Linked DNA regions of Mus musculus: all the other regions are linked to region 3. A link is a contact called in ENCODE Hi-C or POLR2A ChIA-PET data. All regions are on one chromosome and are shown on one strand. The core of a region is the stretch at or near the end of the contact, and the rest is flanking DNA. Distances in the headings are between cores, read along the strand shown. Region 1 holds the start of H2ac18 (H2A clustered histone 18). Region 2 holds the start of H2bc18 (H2B clustered histone 18). Region 3 holds the start of Sf3b4 (splicing factor 3b, subunit 4).

Region 1 (4,233 bases), core at 17-2,516, 73 kb before region 3:
CTGCCGCGCCATTGGCCGTGGCGTCACCGGCCCCGACCTCGCCCATTGGCTCGGGCCCGCCACGCCACCTGACCCGCCCCCCCCCGCCCCCCACGTCCAGCCCCGCGCCCGGTCCACTTGCCAACGTTCTGCGAGGGTGGAGCCACGTCTGGCAGCTGCCCGTAGAGGGCGGGTCCCGGCTCTGCCCAAGAGGAGCTCGCGCGCCCCCGCCCGCCGCCCAAAGTCCCAGGGCAGAACTAATCTAGTGTTTGTGCAGCACCGCCCAGCCACAGCCACAGTCCCAGCCCCAGTCCCCCATGATCCCTAGAGCCGGCCGCGTCCAGTCCTCGCGGGACACCTCCTCCTCCTAGACATTCCCCAAGGACCGGACGAGAGCGCGGCTGACTGCGACTTATGTCTAGATTGGCCTAGACGTCCTAGTTGAGTCTTAGTCCTGGGAAGGGTCAGGCGGGTGGACGCTGAGTGAGGGACAGTGTTGTGTAGGACAAGGGTGTGGGCAGATAGGGGCTAAATGCTTGGGACGGTCAGCGAGAACCGCGTATCCGCTCCGCCGAGGCAGGGCATGAACCAAAGAGCGACAACAAACTACCAGGGGGAACCACGGGCAGGATGGGCAAGGAAGCAGAGGACACGACACTCTTACTTTTGGGGCAGGGCCAGGAAAGGCCACCAAGACCGGCTACCGTGACACAACTCTTTATCTGATTCAGTGGGTGGCTCTGAAAAGAGCCTTTTTAGGAGCTCGCGGGGGTTATATCACAGAGACGCGGGCCGACGCGAGCAGTGGCCTCACTTGCCCTTCGCCTTATGGTGGCTCTCCGTCTTCTTGGGCAGCAGCACGGCCTGGATGTTGGGCAGGACGCCGCCCTGCGCGATCGTCACTTTGCCCAGCAGCTTGTTGAGCTCCTCGTCGTTGCGGATGGCCAGCTGCAGGTGGCGCGGGATGATGCGCGTCTTCTTGTTGTCGCGGGCCGCGTTGCCCGCCAGCTCCAGGATCTCGGCCGTTAGGTACTCCAGCACCGCCGCCATGTATACCGGCGCGCCGGCACCCACACGCTCCGCGTAGTTGCCCTTGCGCAGCAGCCGGTGCACACGCCCCACCGGGAACTGTAGCCCGGCCCGGGAAGACCGCGACTTGGCCTTGGCGCGGGCCTTGCCTCCTTGCTTGCCACGACCGGACATCACGAAAGCGCAAACAGACGAACGGCCACAACCAGGAAACGGTACTCCGGCGCCGACGCCTCACTCTTTTATAGACGCAGACCCGATTGTCCGCCCGACGCTCTCATTGGCTCACACGCGTCCTGACGCCGTGGCCAATAGGAGCGCGCGGACAGAAGCCTCTCATTTACATAAGACCGGCTCCCTCGCCCCGGCGCCGCCCTGGAACGCGCGAATCACGACGCGCGTGCTCGGTGGCTTCATTTGCGTGCGGCCGTCGTTGCGACACTCCGCGGGTCGCCGGGCGGCTGGGCCTGCTCGCTGTTTCTCCTGCTGAGGAAGCTAACAGGAATAGAGCCGGTAGCACGCGTAAACTTGGCCACAGGGCATGGTGTACCAGGTGTAGGTGACTGGCACAGGCTGTGAGTTCTTTCCTCAGCTCCATCTTTGTGCCCAAACTGGCGAGTCGTCCCGGCAGAGCCAGGCAGCCTTACCCTGTTTCCTGTATGAAACCACCCACGGTGTCTCTGCTGCTTCCTGGGTTTTTTGTTTTTTTGTTTTTTTCTCTTCTACCTCCCATTGACATTAGAAATCATTTCTACTCAAGTTACATGTGCCCTTGAATGAGGAGTATTAAGTGTAGGGGTATCTTTCGACTTTGCAGGGGAGTTACATAAAATTAGTGTTAATATATTGTCAGAATGTAGGAAAGCATTAGGCAGTCCATTTATTAAAGTATCAGCATCGGAGGCGTCTGTGAAGTAACTTGTCTTTTGGGTCAGAAATTGCTTAACTTGGATCTTGTTATTTTTTAGTGCAGTTTTCAGTTTACATACGGTGACTAAATTTCCTGTTTCAGGTCACAAGATTTAAGAGGGATTTACGTACAGCTTGTTAAAGATTGAAGTCTTAATGGCACTTTGTATGTTATTTCATTGTAGTTTGGCATATTCTGGGATGTAGGTCAATGGCACAGTACTTTCCTAGTTATATACGAGGTCTTAAGCACCACACCAGAAATTCAATCAGAATTGTTTAGCCACACAGACATTGTTGCTTGTTTTCTGTTTGCCTTAGTTTCACTCCCCCCACCCCCTGTTTCCCTGAGTGTCTCCCACCTGCCTTTGCTGCTCTTCAGTCAGCTCTGCCTCTCCTTTGGCCCTGTCACATTGCTATTCCCATAGTGTCAATGCTCTTCTCTCATCCCTGCAGATTGGGTCCCAGGCTACCTTGGGTATTTCTGCTCCAAGTTACCACATGCTTCTAAAAACAGAAAGAGATACACTTGAGCCAGACTCTTGTATAATTAACTCCCAGGGAACGTCCTAAACAAGTATCTACCCAAGGGTATGGAAGTGGTTTGGCTCCACACTGAGCTGCTTCGGGAACATTGTCCCTAAAGAAGCAGGCTCTTCTGAAAAACATAAATAGGTTAGCTGAAAGCTGACTGTAAGTGTGGTGTCTCTGTCTTCGCTTGATGTCTGTCTCCTTTGGCTAAAGGCAGAGTGAAGTTACTGTTTTACCTTTCACTTGCATCATAGCAAATGAGGGCCGTTACCCACGAGGTCAGGGCCACTCCCTAGAGTACAAGTGAGAGTCAGAGTGATATCTTCCCGAATCTTGCAGGTTCAAACCGTAGCACTGACCAGAGAACCATGCATCTGCCTCCTAGGATTCCTTAATTTTGCTAACATCTTGCCTGCCCAGGTTCCTCCTCTACTTAAGGCTTCAAGCTCATTCATGTCAATATCTGTAGATAGACAGATTTTCGGGGGGTGGGGTTTGCTGGGCCTATATTCTTCTCAATATAGCTTCTTGACTAAATCTCTGATTTTTCTTTTAGACACGTGGTTGAGCCTTGCCTTAGGGTGTCTACAGCCCAATCCTTTACCCTCAAACCTTTGGCTACTTGTTCATTTTGTTGCATATCATGAGGACACTGGCATTGGTTTACAACTTCAGGCTTTGTGGACAGGCTGAAGTGAAAGCTATGTTGGTTGACAGTACTGATTTTGTTACCCTACTAGGTGAAGGAATAAACCTTGGAACTAAGTTGATAATGACATATATATATATGACAATACCTTGGAATGGGGGGAATGCATTTGTGGGGTGAGATGGTGGAAAGGTTGTGAACAGTCAGTGGCAGAATGTGTGGCCATTTCCACAGTGAACTGTGGTAGCTCCAGCTGCACTAGGATTTCTGCAGCTCTTGAAACTGGATTTATTTTAGCAAACAGGAAATGGCTTCAGTGCAAGAATTAAGTGGATCCTGTCTTTCACCTGTGTATCAAGTGTCAGTGGGAAGTCAGTGTGCCTTCGTTAGATATGGTCAGTGTATTTAAGATGTGTAAACATGTGCTTTGAATGGTAGCTTAGTAAATGTAGCATTGCACCATGGTATATTTGACCTAATATGACTCCTATATTGTAACAGTTTTATTCTTTTTGTTTTTTAAAGACAGTTTTTGTGTGTGGCTTCTTTTTTTCCTTTCTTTTTTTGGGGGGGGGGGGTATAGGCTGTTTTTTGTTTTGTTTTCTAGACAGAAACTCTTAAAAGAGTCCTACTTAGCAAAGGTAGTTTTGAAATAGATGTGATGGTTGTTTTTGGTTGTCAACTTGAGCACATCTGGAATTAGTTAAAACCCTAGGGGCTGGGAATACCTCTGAGGCATTTGAAGTGGGAAAATCCACATTTTTGGGACAGTGTGTGAATGCTTGCTACTTCTTAAACTTTTTTGACTATCTCCAACCAGGACTTTGATGATTATGTTTAGGGCTTATTCCGAAGTTAATCCAGGATAACCTCTCAGAATTGAATAGACAAGTCCTTTTCCTCTCTTAAATATTGATGGGTTCTGAAAAATTGGACTATTCACAGCCTACCATAGCCATCAACTACTGCTATAGCTTGAACTGTTTCCACACAAAAGATGTTCTGTTGCTTCAACAAAAGCAGCATGGCCAAAAAGCGAGTTGCAGAGGAAACATTTCCATATCATTGGAGGAAGTCAGGACCGGAACTCAAGCAGAGCTGGAACTTGGAGACAGGAGCTGATCCAAGGGCATGGA
Region 2 (4,896 bases), core at 1,712-4,211, 97 kb before region 3:
CAGATATAGCCAAAGTTGTACCTTGTGCTGTGGCTGGGCTTGGTAATGTGTAAGGGTCACCCAGGTGGTACTGGTTTTGAAGGCATGAAGGAGTTGAGCAGAGCAGCTGAGGCTTGGCACTGTGAGAGGCCATGGAAGGCCATTGGTGAAAGTGCAGCCTCAGTTGCAATTGATGGCCCAGGACTGAAGGGGTCATGCCGTGTTTTGGAGATGCCAGTACCATGAGATGACCACCAAGAGCAGCAGCAGCAGCAGTGGAGTACAGGCATCTGGAGCCTAGAGGATGACGCGTGTGCTACAAAGGGCATGGCTGGAGAAGTGACCCAAGGCCTTGGAGGAGCCCAGAAGATCGTAAGTTGGATCCCAGACATTGGACGGTTGGAGATTGACTTTTGCTTTTGATTGTGACTGTGCCCTGATAGTTTCCCTCTTGAAGGAAGAAACTGTTTTAGTGGAGCCCACAGTTAAGAGACTTTTAATTGTAAAAAGACTTCGGATTTTAAAAGAGATGGATATTTTAAAGAGATTGAAATTTTAAGAATATGTAAAGACTGTGGGACTTTTAAAGTTATTTAGACCTTGGGGATGAATAAGAATGTAAGGGTTGAGGCTTACTAGTGATGTGTTTGTGTGTCAAGTTGACAAGGGGTCAATTGTACTGGCTAGTTTTGTGTCAACTTGACACAGCTGGGGTTATCACAGAGAAAGGAGCTTCAGTTGAGGAAATGCCTCCATGAGATTCAACTCTAAGGCATTTTCTCAATTAGTGATCAAGGGGGAAAGGCCCCTTGTGGGTGGGACCATCTCTGGGCTGGTAGTCTTGGGTTATATAAGAGAGCAGGCTGAGCAAGCCAAGAGAGGCAAGCCAGTAAAGAACATCCCTCCATGGCCTCTGCATCGGCTCCTGCTTTCTGACCTGCTTGAGTTCCAGTCCTGACTTCCTTGGTGATTAACAGCAGTATGGAAGTGTAAGCTGAATAAACCCTTTCCTCCCCAACTTGCTTCTTGGTCATGATGTTTATGCAGGAATAGAAACCCTGACTAAGACAAATTGGTACCAGCAGAGTGGGGTATTCCTGTGACAACCTGACCATGTTTTGGGGAGGACTGTGGATGGACTTTGGAACGTTGGGCTTGGAAAGTTTGTTAAGAGCTCTGTCGGATGTTGTGTAGGAGCTTGGAAGATAATGTTGAGAACAGTGCAGAAGATGGAGGCCTGGCTTGTGAAATTTCAGAGGGAAAATTAAAGACTCTTTTCAGGGCCATTGCTGTTTTGATTGTGAAGATTCTGTAGTTCTGGTTAGCTGGGGCTGAAGAATCAGCTGTGATTGACAAGATACCAGAACTACTAAAGCAAAAACTTTGCATTACTGGGACTATTGATGCTGGTTAGCTGGAGCTAAGAAATTAGCGGTGATTAAGAAGAGACCAGCATCATTGAGGTGACATCTTCTGGGAAGTGTTTTCTGAGAGCACAGTGGCTTTGTTCCAGATATAGCCAAAGTTGTACCTTGTGCTGTGGCTGGGCTTGGTAATGTGTAAGGGTCACCCAGGTGGTACTGGTTTTGAAGGCATGAAGGAGTTGAGCAGAGCAGCTGAGGCTTGGCACTGTGAGAGGCCATGGAAGGCCATTGGTGAAAGTGCAGCCTCAGTTGCAATTGATGGCCCAGGACTGAAGGGGTCATGCCGTGTTTTGGAGATGCCAGTACCATGAGATGACCACCAAGAGCAGCAGCAGCAGCAGTGGAGTACAGGCATCTGGAGCCTAGAGGATGACGCGTGTGCTACAAAGGGCATGGCTGGAGAAGTGACCCAAGGCCTTGGAGGAGCCCAGAAGATCGTAAGTTGGATCCCAGACATTGGACGGTTGGAGATTGACTTTTGCTTTTGATTGTGACTGTGCCCTGATAGTTTCCCTCTTGAAGGAAGAAACTGTTTTAGTGGAGCCCACAGTTAAGAGACTTTTAATTGTAAAAAGACTTCGGATTTTAAAAGAGATGGATATTTTAAAGAGATTGAAATTTTAAGAATATGTAAAGACTGTGGGACTTTTAAAGTTATTTAGACCTTGGGGATGAATAAGAATGTAAGGGTTGAGGCTTACTAGTGATGTGTTTGTGTGTCAAGTTGACAAGGGGTCAATTGTACTGGCTAGTTTTGTGTCAACTTGACACAGCTGGGGTTATCACAGAGAAAGGAGCTTCAGTTGAGGAAATGCCTCCATGAGATTCAACTCTAAGGCATTTTCTCAATTAGTGATCAAGGGGGAAAGGCCCCTTGTGGGTGGGACCATCTCTGGGCTGGTAGTCTTGGGTTATATAAGAGAGCAGGCTGAGCAAGCCAAGACACCGCCCAACACTTTGAAACGCTCGATGTTGCACCAGAGCGCTGCAGGGTAACAGACTCATCATGGCTTAACCTTACCTGCTAGATCAGACCCTTAGTGCTTACAGTCTTTTTTTGAGAACTAAAGTGGCTCTGAAAAGAGCCTTTTGGGTAAAGCCGATCAATCACGTCTCTGCTGCACTTCACTTGGAGCTGGTGTACTTGGTGACGGCCTTGGTGCCTTCCGACACAGCGTGTTTAGCCAACTCTCCCGGCAGCAGCAGACGCACGGCTGTCTGGATCTCCCGGGAAGTGATGGTCGAGCGCTTGTTGTAATGCGCCAGACGGGAAGCCTCACCTGCGATGCGCTCGAAGATATCGTTCACGAAGGAATTCATGATTCCCATAGCCTTAGATGAGATGCCCGTGTCGGGGTGCACTTGCTTCAGGACCTTGTACACGTAAACAGAATAGCTCTCCTTGCGGCTGCGCTTGCGCTTCTTGCCATCTTTCTTCTGCACTTTCGTGACAGCTTTCTTAGAGCCCTTCTTTGGGGCAGGAGCAGACTTCGCTGGATCCGGCATTTTCCTCCGCGTCTAAAGATGCAACGTAAGGTAGACCGGGCAACTACGAACTGTTTCAGCGCGGCTTGCTATGCGGTACTTATAGAGCTTGTATGCAAATGAGGTTTCACACGGTATTCCATTTTTATTGGTTGATTTACAGCAGAGTCAGCGTCAAGGAGGCGGAGCCTACTCAAACCGATTCTGGTTGCGAGCCTTGGTGGTGCTTAGAGGAAATTCTTTCTAGCCAATCGCAGCCTTCCATTTCATGCTAGCCTGTTATTGAGAGCGGCAGTTTTGCCTCAGCTGTTCTTTATGTTCCCTTCGCTTACAGATCCTTAAAACACCAGGTTGAAATAAGTTAACTATCGCTCTTAGGTATCACGCTTGGAATTTTGGGGCTATTTTTCAGGTTCACAGTTCTGAGACCCTAATTAGAACTCCTTTTTTGGACTGGCCCATATTTGAGTAGTGAGCTCAAGACCAGCTCTAAATGGAATAAACCTGGGATAAGGAATGTGATTACTGGTAACTGTTAGGCCTGACACACTTGAGGGCGTATTTGAAACACTGAAAATCAATTTGCAAAGCTGACACAGCTACTTTCATCGACAACGTAGGTGGCTCTGAAAAGAGCCTTTGTGGGGGATGGAAGGGAAACAGGGCGCTTAAGCGCGCTCCCCACGGATGCGGCGGGCCAACTGGATGTCCTTGGGCATGATGGTGACGCGTTTGGCGTGGATGGCGCACAGGTTGGTGTCCTCGAACAGCCCCACCAGGTAGGCCTCGCTCGCCTCCTGCAGCGCCATGACGGCCGAGCTCTGGAAGCGCAGGTCCGTCTTGAAGTCCTGCGCGATCTCGCGCACCAGGCGCTGGAACGGCAGCTTGCGGATCAGCAGCTCGGTCGACTTCTGGTAGCGCCGGATCTCCCGCAGCGCCACGGTGCCGGGCCGGTAGCGGTGCGGCTTCTTCACGCCGCCCGTGGCCGGGGCGCTCTTGCGGGCGGCCTTGGTGGCCAGCTGCTTGCGCGGGGCCTTGCCGCCGGTGGACTTGCGGGCGGTCTGCTTCGTACGGGCCATATTTTTGCGACTTCGGCTTGCAGACGCCAAGTGGCCATACTTATAGACTTATCTTCGTCTTGATTGGGCCCAGAAAGCAGGAGTTTCTGGACTTGCAGTCTGATTGGGTAGAATTCGATCCTATTTGCTGAGTTTCAAGATGGTTACACTATTCCTTCTCTCCTGATACTTTTCCTTCCTGTATTTATGAACCGCAGAGGGTTTTAAAAAGATAGTGCTTTTCAGTTGATGTAACTTTCCTAAATGCAGTGTTTAAAGTGTTTCTCACGCAGTGTGCTCTTCTAACAGGTTTCTTTGGAAACAAACTTGCCCTTTTCATGTTCTGCGATTCACTTTGTAGCGAGTCACCAGATACTGTAGCTCTTCTCTGACAGTTAGCATTTATTTAACTTCAGGCTTTGTGCCCAGTGATTTGAACGCATTGTACCACGGCCGAAAGATGACAAAACGATGTATAGTGAAAGGAACCAAATGCAAACTTAAGTTTTACCTATTTCGAAACCCTACCAAAGCCGGTCTTACATTTACTGCACACTGACTATCGTTATGTATGGCGCTCCCGCCTTTCCTTCTGTCTAGAGTGCGTTCCTTCCACCTCCCTTCTACACTAACGGCCAATTAAGTCCTGCAGATGAAATGTTTATATAACAGAAGGATAAGACTAGAAGTATTAATACCGCCTTTCCAGTGGAGAACAGCTACTAAATAGTTAAACCTGTCATCTAGATGACAAGTCAAAATAACTTTCAAAGCAAATGAGCACTTATTTATTTGATTCTTTTTCCTTTTCTTTTCGAGACAGGGTTTCTCTGTGTAGCCCTGACTGTCTTGGACCTCACTCTGTAGACCAGGCCGGCCTCGAACTCAGAAATCCACCTGCCTCTGCTTCCCAAGTGCTGGGATTAAAGGCGTGGGCCACCACAGGATTT
Region 3 (4,308 bases), core at 488-2,987:
TCTGCCAACTTCATCCGCCAACTTCATCCCTTCCACCAGCACGCCTCACTCCTGTCTCACTGCCCAACAACTTAGCAGCTTACTCTACCAGGGCTGCTTCTGCCTCCTGAGCCTCCCTCCCAAGAGCCTCACTGGCACAGTCTGAACTCCAAGCTGTACCTGGTGGAGGAAGCCCAGAACCCAGGGATGAAACCACGGGATTGGGGGCAGAGGGCGGAGGGGGTGCATCGGCAAACAGCTGGTGAGGGCGGTCAGCCTGGGACAGCGGGTTCTGGGCTGCCAGGAGTCTTTCAGCTGCTGAGCCATGGCGTTCACCCTTAGAGTCCTTCTTGAAGGCATAAGACACAGTGATAGGACGGTTACACAGGTACTGCCCGTTCATGGCCTCAATTGCTGCATCCGAAGCATCGAAGGAGGCAAAATTAATGAAGGCGTAACCCTTGGAGTTGCCTGTGTCAGGGTCCCGCATGATCTTGGGGGTCTGTAGGATGACTCCAAAGGCGCTGAAAGTATCGTAAAGCAGCTTTTCATCAATTTCTGGGTCCAGATTTCCAATGAAAATGTTGGCTCCCACATCCAGGTTTTTGTTGTGAGCTGAGGCCTTGTTCACCCGTATTGGCTTTCCATAGAGTTTGATCATGTTCATAATCTTAATGGCATAGTCGGCATCTTCCTCGCTCAGGAATTCAACAAAGCCATAGCCTGGGGAATCAATGAAAAAAACAAAACAAAACAAAAAACAAACAAACAAAAAAAACCCATCATTCAGGGGAAGAGACTCAAAATGAAACATTAACTCCCCAGCCTTCAAACACAAAGAACATAATAGATAATAGCTGGGCGACTGCACGTGCACGTGCTTTTAATGCCACCACTTCGTAGCAGAGGCAGGTGGAGCTCAAAGATCGTGACCAGCCTGGTCTACAGAGCAAGATCTAGGACAGCCAGGACTACACAGAGAATGGTTGAGAATGGTTCCAGAAACTAGAGCTAAGAGAAAATATTCCAGAAACTGGGAATTGAAGCTGAAGGAGAAAGCAATCTTTAGGTTGCTCATTCCAAAGGCGCTGTGCCTAGCGGCTGAGCCTCTTCGGGGCCGGTTAACCCTCTCCAGGGCTGATTCCTGCCCCGTACCCTACTCACCCTGGTGCTGGCCAGTGACTCTGTCCTTGGGCATGTGGGTGTTGACCACTGGCCCTGCCTGGAGAAAGAGCTCCCACAGCAGCGGCTCACTCACTTTCTCGTCCAGACCGCCCACGTACACCGTGGCATCTAAAGGGAAGAAGCAGGCGATGAGGAGTCGGCAGTGAAAAAGAAGACAAAAACCAAAAACCGTCGCCTAAAGCCCTGAAATTCCCTCTGCCACCATCATCTAGAAAATCTGCTACGTCTAATTTGGCATTCTTGCTGGTCCGGTACTCCCGGGAGGCTTTTGTCTTCTTGGTGGAGGGAGCTGATCTAGAAGCATCGCTTCTCACAGGCCTCGGCCTGCACCCGGCCTCGCGGCCAGCCAGGTGCCCAGAGGTCGGTGTCCCACCGGGGGGGATCTCGTCTACCACCCCAGGGGGAACGCTTCCGGCACTAATCTTCCCTCCACTTCCCTGCTCCTATCTTGGGCTCTTCTCTCCCAATTACCCTGATTCCGTTCGGAGATCGGTCCGGCAGCCATGGCGAAGGGGCTCCCGCCGTCTCTAAGCAGCAGCACCGCCCCCTGACCTCAGTTACAACTTCCACTTCCGGGCCAAGGCTCACGTTGGGCGGGGCCGGCGCCGGGGGGGGGGGGAGGAGCCGGAAGCGATCGCGGCCATCTTAGGGGTCGGAGTCTTGTCTTTCGGAAGGGAAAGGCGCTCTAGGGCTGCTGCTGTAGTCGGGGCGGAACGGATGTGCTCAGCCCGTCTCGACACAGTTAACTAAAGCCCCGGATGCTTCCAGACTGTTAGAGGCTCACACGGCTCCCCAAACGCACATTCAAGTGCAAAACCAGGCTTTGTACGTTCTGTGACGCAGAGTTGTGTCCTAAGTGCAGGGCCAGGACTGCCTTCTGGAGCGACCTATTATTTAGTGAGGTCCACGACGCTCGTGCAGACTCGCCCTCGGCCTAGACTTGAGCCTGAGGTATTTTGTTTTCCCCTAAGTGTCAAATCTCCGCTTATCTTGGGAAATCTGGGACACGAAACCGGGTTGGGTTGCGGGCTGGTATCGAAGCTTTAAGGAGCAGACATGGATCTCTTGAGTTAAAGGCCAGCCAGGTCTACAGAACGAGTTCCAGGACAGCCATGGCCACACAGAAAACCTGTCTCAAAAAACAGAGTTCCAGCTGGCCTAATAGACACATAGAGACCATGTCTCAAAAAAGGTGTGCGGACCCCTTCCCCCATATTTTATGTGTATTTCTTCCAGGCCACGCCTGACTTGGATCCTTTATTTCCTTACAATAATTTGGGTGTTTTTCTCAGTTCACACCCTCCCCTCCACCCCCACGGCTTTGCTGAGATCTTCATTCAACACAAGAAAATACCAGCAATGTGTAGAAATACTGTGCTTTAATGAACTCCTTAAATAGAAACGCTGCTATGAAAATATACAGTGGGAGGAGACGGTTTCTCCCTTATTCACCTCGTTCCCACAGAAGACTAAGAAAAGATTTCAAAGTAGTGTAGAGAGGTTGCGAATGAGGTCTCTAGGACATCATTGTTGGGACTGATGAAAAGGGTCTCTCATGTCACAGTTTTGACGGCCATCCAAAAGGTACAGAATTGCCTGGGAAAAGGGGCAATCACATTCTGAACTGGTCTTGTTTCTTAGTTTTCAAATCACAAGAAATGAAAATAGCCCCAGAAATCAAACAAATCGGGAGACCTTTAGGTTGGTAGCGCCACCATCTGCTACAGAAACGGGCCTTCTAAGTGAACTCTGCAGACTGGAATGCCAAAGCTGAGGCGTCAAGGTCAGACAGGAAGATGAGCAGAGACCCCTGCCCTGCCTCTGAGAACGACGCTAACAAACAGTTTCAGCAGATCTGAGAGAGGATGGTATTCGGATCTCTTTTCTTGCTCTGGTCCTCGGGAGATATTCTTGGTGTCCATTGTCTTAACAGTTCCTGAAGGTGAGAAAGCTCATCCTGAAGGGCAGAGACTGTGAGAGCTGAGGAGCCCATCTGGGGAGGGGCAAAGCGCACAGAGGAAGACTGTTACAGGGCTTGCTTCCTGGTTCCTTTTTTTTCCCCCTTTTCTGTTTTTTGTTTTGTTTGTTTTGTTTTTCCAGTTGGGTTTCTCTGTGTAGCCCTGTCTGTTCTGGAACTAGCTCAAACTCAGAGATCCACTTGCCTCTGCCTCCTGAGATCTAGGATTAAAAGGTATGCGCCACAACTACCCGGCTATTTTTCTACTAAGATCCTTGGTACTTCTAGAGTCTTAAGTGATCTTTCCCTTCTAACAGTGCTCTAGATTCTACATGATCCAAGCCACAGGCAGTTTTCTCACCATCTCCTATCCCAAGTGGGCCCAGTTTGAAAAATGCAATGCTACTCCCCAGTTCCTCCAGCCCTTTGCCTTTCCAGCTCATTCTCCCCCATCCAGTCTGTCTTCCCTTCTCACCTGGACCTCAGGCCTGCCCCTCAGGTAACAGCGTTTCCAGAACCTGATCTGTGGTCCCAGATATCCAGGCAGCAGTAGCCCGGGAGGTAAAGGGCAAGCTCCCCAATGTGAGGGGAGCCCCCATTCCTGGTCAGCTAGGCTTTCGGAGGATCTGGCAGGTCGAGGGAGCCAATGAGAAGAGACTGCCAGCAAGGAGGAGCTGTCTTGCCAAGGACAGAGCTGATTCAGTGGGGTCAGGGTCCCTCTAGAGAACAGCCACATAGAACTAGGGGGTCCAGGAACCATGAGGCTTTGCTAAAAGAGAAGAAGTCAACAGACAACTGAGAAGTGGGAAGGGATACCTAGCTGCCCCTGACTCATTGTTCCAGTGACAAACTGCGGCCCCCTCCCTCTGACCTCCCTTCTCCTCAGCAGACTAGGGTTTTGGGCTTACTGGGTTGATTTTAGAGAAACGTATAATATATGGACATGAACCAAAATGAATATCAAAAGAACATTGTCTGCTATTCTAGAACAACTGTCTTGCTGAAGGCTGGCTGCAAGTGACAGCTATAAAAGATAGTGGTGTCTTTCTCTGAGGGACTCGGATATCCTGTCATTCTCATCTAGTAGTGGGAACCTGAGAGAGTCAAGGGAGTTGAAGTGTAGGTATCTTACCTGCTGTCTAGAGAACCTGCTGTCTGGGCAATGCTCCGGATCGTAGCCAGGATTA

The links. A loop is a pair of places that touch in the nucleus more often than their neighbours do. ChIA-PET counts read pairs that join two places held with the same protein, here RNA polymerase II (POLR2A).
Region 1: POLR2A ChIA-PET joins it to region 3 with 13 read pairs in Patski. The contact joins the promoter of H2ac18 here to the promoter of Sf3b4 in region 3. A Hi-C loop is called at or near these places in 1 of 37 maps with a recorded cell type or tissue (T-helper 1 cell). POLR2A ChIA-PET finds 5 or more read pairs at or near these places in 4 of 5 experiments (Patski and embryonic stem cell).
Region 2: POLR2A ChIA-PET joins it to region 3 with 19 read pairs in Patski. The contact joins the promoter of H2bc18 here to the promoter of Sf3b4 in region 3. POLR2A ChIA-PET finds 5 or more read pairs at or near these places in 4 of 5 experiments (Patski and embryonic stem cell).

Annotation. Positions count from the first base shown.
Region 1 is chr3:96,242,530-96,246,762 of GRCm38, reverse strand. It overlaps H2ac18 (H2A clustered histone 18), which reads right to left and starts at 1,266. Exons shown (of 1, transcript NM_013549.2): 1 at 711-1,266. The coding sequence starts at 1,182. The coding sequence ends at 790. H3c14 (H3 clustered histone 14) reads right to left here and starts at 78. Exons shown (of 1, transcript NM_178216.3): 1 at 1-78.
Region 2 is chr3:96,267,765-96,272,660 of GRCm38, reverse strand. It overlaps H2bc18 (H2B clustered histone 18), which reads right to left and starts at 2,961. Exons shown (of 1, transcript NM_175666.3): 1 at 2,469-2,961. The coding sequence starts at 2,909. The coding sequence ends at 2,529. H3c13 (H3 clustered histone 13) reads right to left here and starts at 4,007. Exons shown (of 1, transcript NM_178215.2): 1 at 3,506-4,007. The coding sequence starts at 3,967. The coding sequence ends at 3,557.
Region 3 is chr3:96,169,935-96,174,242 of GRCm38, reverse strand. Sf3b4 (splicing factor 3b, subunit 4) reads right to left here and starts at 1,737. Exons shown (of 6, transcript NM_153053.4): 1 at 1,636-1,737; 2 at 1,144-1,272; 3 at 160-702. The coding sequence starts at 1,669. Mtmr11 (myotubularin related protein 11) reads right to left here. Exons shown (of 17, transcript NM_181409.3): 15 at 4,254-4,308; 16 at 3,597-3,890; 17 at 2,525-3,157. The coding sequence ends at 3,011.